Regions from separate parts of the Homo sapiens genome. Here region 1 is linked to region 2. A link is a contact called in ENCODE Hi-C or POLR2A ChIA-PET data. All regions are on one chromosome and are shown on one strand. The core of a region is the stretch at or near the end of the contact, and the rest is flanking DNA. Distances in the headings are between cores, read along the strand shown. Region 1 holds the start of USP31 (ubiquitin specific peptidase 31). Region 2 holds the start of PLK1 (polo like kinase 1).

Region 1 (3,606 bases), core at 961-3,460, 530 kb before region 2:
AGGATAACAGGCATGAACCACCACGCCCGTCTAATTTTGTATTTTTAGTAGAGATGGGGTTTCTCCATGTTGGTCAGGCTGGTCTCGAACCCCCGGACCTCAGGTGATCCACCCGCCTTGGCCTCCCAAAGTGCTAGGATTACAGGCATGAGCCACTGCGCCCCGCCCGATTCCATGCTGTTTAATACCATATTCATGTCCCACCTGAAAGTATCCCTTACACAATCTCACATCATGTTCCCCTTCTGCTTAGAGTAACCGCCCAATTTCTTAGTGCATCCTAAATGGTCCCATACCATCCGGTCCCAGCCCACCACTCGGCTCTCAAATCTCACCCTCTCACTACACTTGCAGCCCCACCAGCAAACAGCAAAGGAGGGCTTGGCCAAGGGCCATACATACCCCCAGGGATGTATAGCTCACCCCTGTAATCCCAGCACTTTGGGAGGCCAAAGCGGGGAGAGTGGCTTGAGGACAAGAGTTCAAGACCAGTCTGGGCAACACAGCAAAACCCCCGTCTCTACAAAAGTGTTTTAAAAATAAAAAATAGGTAGGTATGGTGGTGTGTGTCTGTAGTCCCAGCTATTAAATACTCTGGAAGGTGAGGCGGGAGGATTGCTTGAGCCCAGGAGTTTGAGGCTATGTGAGCACTGCACTCCAGCCTGGGCAACAGAGCAAGACCCTGTCTCTAAAAATAAAATAAAAATAAAAAGTAGCCTGTCAGCACATCAATCACAGCAGCAGGTTTTTCTTTCTTCAAACCACTATCTGATATTATCTCGTTAACTTCTTCAAGTCTTTAATAACAAAAATAATAGCAGCAAATACACATGATATGGAAGTATTTTACTTATCAGGTTGAACCCTATAAAAGTGCCAATCTGTAAATAAAAAACGGTTAAATATGGGTAATTCCACAGTGTTCGATTTAATATATTAACTTGTTTGCAGCTCACAACCACCTTACAAAGTAGGTCCCCCAGATGAAGAAACTGTAAGAACAGAGAGGCTGCTTAACTTACCCGACGTCACATTGCTAGTAAGTGGCAGAACCAGGATTTGAACCCATGCTCAACACTCCCACCCCACAAAAATGCAAGTTCCATGAAGGCGGATAGTCTTGTTCATTGCAACGTCACTCCCATTGCCTATTATCACAGAGTATGGGCACGTATGTAGTAAGTTCTCAATAAATACATGTTTGAGTGAGTGAGTGAGTGAATAAATGAATGAATGAATGAATCTCCTTAAAATCACTGGTCGACTGCCCAGACCACTCGGAGCAACCAATGCAGAAGCCTGCCGGGCCAAGAGGAACCGAGGGAAGGAAGACCTGGGCGGGCAGGTGCCCCAGGGGCTCGGGGTGCAGTGGGGGCGCGGCGGCGCGCGGGCTCACCTTGAAGTCGCGGCTGTGCTGCGGGGTGTACTCCAGGGTCCAGAGGGCCCGCACCAGGTGCGCCAGCTGCTCAGTGACCTCGCCCTGGCCCTGCGCGCCGCGGCCCGCAGGCTGCTCCGGGTCAGGCGAGGGCTCGGGCCGCCCCGCCCGGTACTGGCCCAGCGCCAGGTACTCGGCGAAGAGCTCGGTGTTGCTGAGGCACTGCAGCGTGGCGTTCATGAAGCACGTGTTGCCGTGGTTGCGGAGCCCCGCCACGCCGGGCACCGGCTCGGCGGCGCAAGCGGGCGGCGCGGGAGAGGCGGGCGGCGGCGGGCACGGCGGCGGCGTGGGCGCGGCGGCCGGCCCGGGCGGGAAGCAGCTGCGGAGGCCGCCGCGGTCTGGGGCGGCGCCCTCAGAGCTAAGGTGCGAGAGCGTGGACAGCGTCTTGAGAACGCGGCTCATGAAGCTGCCCACCGAGCGTGCAGAGGAGGGCGAGGAGGGCGAGGAAGGCGCGGCCGGCCCGGACGCCCCGGGGCCCCCCGCGCCGCCGCCGCCAGCGCGGCCGCTCCGAAACAGCCGCTTGCTGAAGGAGCGCTTCTCCTTCCCGCTCGCCGCCGCCGGCGGCCCGGACCCAGGCGCCGTTACCTTGGACATGGCGGCGGCCGCAGACACTCATCACCGCGCCCGCCCGCCCGGCCCGCGGCCCCGCCACGGCCGCCGCCGCATCCCGCAGCGCCGCGCCTCACCGGGCCCGGGGGCTCGACGCCCCACACACCTCAAAGCGCAGCCGAGCCAGCGAGCGAGCGGCGGCCGGCGGGGCCAGCGGGCGCGCGCGCGGTCCGCCCAGCTGAGCCGCTCACGTGACGTGCCTCCCGGCGCCGCCCGCCCGGCGCTGAAGCCGCCTCGGCCGCCATGTTCACTGTGGGACGGTAGCTGCCTCTCCAGCCGGACGCGATGCCTGGAGGCTGCGGGCGCGGTCCTGCTGCGTGAAGCCCGAGGGAGGCCATGTCTAGTGTGGGCGCCGTCCCGGCTTGGAGGAAAAGGCTGGGCTCCCGTTGGATGGTGGATCCCCGGGGTGGGTCTCTGTCTTTGCTGGTCAGATGGCAGAGGCGGGAACGTGCAGGAATCAGGATGCTGTCAGTTACCAGACCGTGCAAGAGCTGGTGGACATGGCCCTGACAGGTCCTGGGCAAGTCAGCCCTGTCTGGCTCCCAAGGGACGTTGCAGATACCTACCCTCTGGGTGCCAGCGGAGCGCAGTCACAGACCCTGGCACGTCCCAGCGGGCTTTTCTTCCTGGCTGCACCTTGGAGTCCCAGCGAAACGCTGTTATCATAACTACTTTCCTTTTCATTCCAGCCTTTAAAACTCCTCCGGGCTCTCCCATCATTCATCATTCCATTCATTCATTCACTCACTCATTCATTCAGCAGTTACTGGGGATATTGCAAAGAATTAAACCTATTAAATTAGAATCAAATGTCATATCCCCAGCGGATTAAATTAGCACGGTTTCTACCTGCCCTCTTGCAGCTTACATTCCTACTGGGTGTTTACAATAGCTGTTGTGTTCCACACATTATGCCAAGCATGCAATATTTTCTTTAATCTTTAATTCACCGTCTTTGAGATTGGTACAGTTCTTATCTGATTCAAACCCAAGTTTTATTTACAACCCCTATACTTGACCTCTAAACCAAAGGTCACGAATCCACAAATATCACAGGTCACAAACCCACAAATGAGTGAAGAATCCTGGTGTTTGAATCATCATATTGACTTTCAAGTGACTTGGGTCTCAGTGTTGGGGGAAATATAAGGAATGATGGGGACTATAGCAGACTTCAAATTAACATCTTTCTAAAGAGGTGGCTGCCACTCAGCTCCAGCCAGTTGTTCCCATGTGAGAACAGGAGCTCAGCGTTACCAGATCATCTGATGTTTTAAGAGAAGGCAGAAATCCTATTTTTAAACGTTGGTTCCATTAAAAAAAAAATAGTGCAGGGAGCAAAAAATAGTACATCTTTGGGATGCCTTTAGTCCAAAATCAACTAGTATATGACCTCCTCTCTATAGGCTCCCCTCTGCTAAAAGGGCTAGTCTGAGTCCTGAGGCAGAAGAGAGAAATCAGAGAAGGGAGAGCCCTTCCTCCTTTTTAAAACATGAAGGCCACCTTACACCACGTTTCAAAGTAAATGGTTTTTACCTTTGACCTCCCTCCCCAATGTAAGT
Region 2 (3,481 bases), core at 338-2,837:
GACTTGCAGGGTGTTTGTCATGTTCCCTTTCTCAATCTGGGTGTGGTTTACAGATTTGTTCAGTTTGTGAAAATTCACTGAGCTCTATGAACAATTATAATATGTACATTTTTTTCTGTAAGTGTATTAAATTTCAATAAAAAGAATTCACACTATAGGGGTACAAAATAACTTAATTTTTCAAAGTCTTCCTTTTATTCAGCCAACATTTTAGTAAGTACCCTTTTTTTTTTACCAAGCACTGCTCTGGGAGCTTGGGACATGGGGTAGAAAGGACGGCATCATTGTCCTCATTGTCCTTCAGCTTAGCTGCAAGGCAGGTGAAGGATGCTTATAGTATGGTTGATTTTTGCTGGGCTCTATGAAGGATCAGAGGGTGCTAAGGAGGCACAGAGAAAGAGCTTTTAACGTGGGTATTTTACTGTTCCAGGGTTGCCACTCAAGTACCTACAGAACAAACGGGTGTAGCTGTAAACTGTGGCAAACTGAAAGCATGTAGGCACAGAGTAAGTAGCTAGAGCTGATTTTTTTCAGGAAAGGCCACAAATCCCAACTTTTATGAGCTCCTCTTTTAAATGCTGTAAATGTTTTACAATGGCGGGGCGCGGTGGCTCACGCCTGTAATCCCAGCATTTGGGAGGCCGAGGGGCAGATCACTTGAGGTCAGGAGTTCAAGACCAGCCTGGCCAACATGGTGAAACCTCTTCTCTACTAAAATTACAAAAATTAGCCGGGCATGGTGGTGCATGCTTGTAATTCCAGCTGCTAGGGAGGCCGAGGCGGGAGGATTGCTTGAACCCGGGAAGCAGAGGTTGCAGTGAGCTGAGATCGTGCCACTGCACTCCAGCCTGGGCGACAGAGCAAGATTCCGTCACACACACAAAAAAAAGGCGTGGGGGGAGGCCAAACAAAACCCCGCAAGACACATTTGGCTATGACCTGCCAGTTTGCTAGGCATTCTTCCAACCTTCCCTCCCTCTGACCAAGAAACTGAGTGTCCACTATTTTAGGCCCTGGGAAATTCAGTAGCGAGGAGGCCAGACAGCTTCGTTGCATCATGGGGGGCTCTGGTACTGTGCTTCTCCAACTTCAGGATGTGTAGGAATCACCTGAGCAGTCTTGTTGAGAGGCGGACACTGACTCGGGAGGTCTGGGGTAGGGCCTGAACGTTTGCCTTTGCGGTTCTAACAAGCTCTCAGGTGATGGCGATGCTACTGTTCCCTGGCCCCGAGGTAGAGGAAGATTTAAGTAAAAGCTTCCTGGAGGAGGCGCAAGTGAACCGCAGGAGCTTTCCCGGACGCCCGAGAAAGGGAGAAACCCCGAAGGAATTCCTCCTCTCTCGGGGCTGGGTCTCCGCATCCACGCCGGGTTTGGTTTCCCAGGCTATCCCACGTGTTCGGGCGTCCGTGTCAATCAGGTTTTCCCCGGCTGGGTCCGGGTTTAAAGGCTGCTGCTGCGCAGGGCGCTCCCATGGTGCCGCGCGGCGGGCGGGTTTGGATTTTAAATCCCCGCGGCCAATCAGTGGCGCGCAGGCTTTTGTAACGTTCCCAGCGCCGCGTTTGAATTCGGGGAGGAGCGGAGCGGTGCGGAGGCTCTGCTCGGATCGAGGTCTGCAGCGCAGCTTCGGGAGCATGAGTGCTGCAGTGACTGCAGGGAAGCTGGCACGGGCACCGGCCGACCCTGGGAAAGCCGGGGTCCCCGGAGTTGCAGCTCCCGGAGCTCCGGCGGCGGCTCCACCGGCGAAAGAGATCCCGGAGGTCCTAGTGGACCCACGCAGCCGGCGGCGCTATGTGCGGGGCCGCTTTTTGGGCAAGGGCGGCTTTGCCAAGTGCTTCGAGATCTCGGACGCGGACACCAAGGAGGTGTTCGCGGGCAAGATTGTGCCTAAGTCTCTGCTGCTCAAGCCGCACCAGAGGGAGAAGATGTCCATGGAAATATCCATTCACCGCAGCCTCGCCCACCAGCACGTCGTAGGATTCCACGGCTTTTTCGAGGACAACGACTTCGTGTTCGTGGTGTTGGAGCTCTGCCGCCGGAGGGTGAGTGTCGCTGCTGGGGAACTGGAACTGCCTGCGGGGCAGTTGGAGCGCCCAGACCTGGAGCTGCTGGAAAGAGTACCCAGCAAGGGAGAGCCTGGGACTTGGAGCTGCTAGAGAAGGGTGCTGGGAGCCTCCCGCTTACGTATGGAAAGTGTCTTTGGTAAGGGCTTCTTGGCTCTGGGAGCTGCTAGAGGAGGGGGTTCCAGTGAAGTGGAGTCTGAGTCATGTTGCTGATAGGGAAGTCAGCTTCTGGACGCGAGGTGCTGGGGGGAGGGGTGCTGGTAATGGACGCTAGGGCCCTGGAGTACCCAGGGAGGAGTCCCAGGTTAGTGATGCCGCGCCCTGGGAGCTTCTGGGGTGGAGCTGGGTCAGTGGGGGGGTAGTTGGAGCCAGACTTCGGGCCTTCCGGGGGAGATACGAGTCAGGAAAGGGATCTGGTGCTGGGGACTCGGAGCTTCCGGAGTGGGGCTGAGAGAGGACCCCCAGGTAAGGGGGGAAGCTAGTAGGAGAAGGGGTGCTGCGAATGGTTGTGGACAGTGTTAAGGCAGGGTCCAGATGCCGCTGTGCTGGAGAAGGAATGGGGTGGGGGCATAGGGAAGGAGAGAAACCCACCAAGACCCCTCTTTCATCCCTTGGGAGTCCAGAGTCCAGTCCTGTGCTTCCTTTGCCTGGTAACCCTCTCCCTTCCCCACCGGCCTCAATCCACCTCCCCATCCCTCCTGCCCTCTCCTTCCCACCCACAGTCTCTCCTGGAGCTGCACAAGAGGAGGAAAGCCCTGACTGAGCCTGAGGCCCGATACTACCTACGGCAAATTGTGCTTGGCTGCCAGTACCTGCACCGAAACCGAGTTATTCATCGAGACCTCAAGCTGGGCAACCTTTTCCTGAATGAAGATCTGGAGGTGAAAATAGGTGAGTTGCTGAGCCTGCAGGGGTGCTTGACATCACTACAAGAGGCTGGAATTTGGAGGAGGCTGGGAGAAAGGAAGGAGACAACCCACAAGTCAGTATCTTGCCTACAGATGCATTATTTTTTTGTGCCCCAATGCAATATTTTTTTTTTACAAAGAATTTGAATTTGTTTTTATTTTTTAAATTGGAAGGTTTGATTGAACAAAAAGTTTGATTCAGAACTCCTTTTAAACAGGTGAAAGCTTCAGTAATACGAGGACAGCATTTTCTTAGGGCAGCCCTTTGCTGGGCTGGAAAACAGCTGTCCCCTTCAGACTTCTTTGCCACAGTCTCTACTCCTCCCTATTCTTCACAGACTTGCCAAGTCTTGGAGGTTAACTTGCTTGATCCTTGAAGGCATTGGAGTTTTACTATCCCTGTCAGTTCCTGTTTCAAAGCATAGCCCCTTTCTAAAAGGAGGGGTGAGAAGTGTCACTGGAGGCACCTCCCTGGTGTCAGCATGGGAGGAAGATTCCTGGGCAAGCCTTGCT

The links. Hi-C counts contacts between places; a loop is a spot of excess contacts on that map. ChIA-PET counts read pairs that join two places held with the same protein, here RNA polymerase II (POLR2A). Pooled maps may share reads with other maps.
Region 1: a loop to region 2 is called in a pooled map, with 10 times the contacts of the local background. The contact joins the promoter of USP31 here to the promoter of PLK1 in region 2. A Hi-C loop is called at or near these places in 1 of 37 single-sample maps with no recorded cell type and 6 of 50 pooled maps. POLR2A ChIA-PET finds 5 or more read pairs at or near these places in 1 of 52 experiments (AG04450).

What each region holds. Positions count from the first base shown.
Region 1 is chr16:23,147,242-23,150,847 of GRCh38, forward strand. USP31 (ubiquitin specific peptidase 31) reads right to left here and starts at 2,211. Exons shown (of 16, transcript NM_020718.4): 1 at 1,397-2,211. The coding sequence starts at 2,029. RefSeq lists silencers at 1,352-1,581, 1,712-1,811, 1,912-1,961, 2,112-2,211 and an enhancer at 2,392-2,611.
Region 2 is chr16:23,677,302-23,680,782 of GRCh38, forward strand. It overlaps PLK1 (polo like kinase 1), which reads left to right and starts at 1,588. Exons shown (of 10, transcript NM_005030.6): 1 at 1,588-2,039; 2 at 2,783-2,951. The coding sequence starts at 1,632. DCTN5 (dynactin subunit 5) reads left to right here. Exons shown (of 6, transcript NM_032486.4): 6 at 1-171.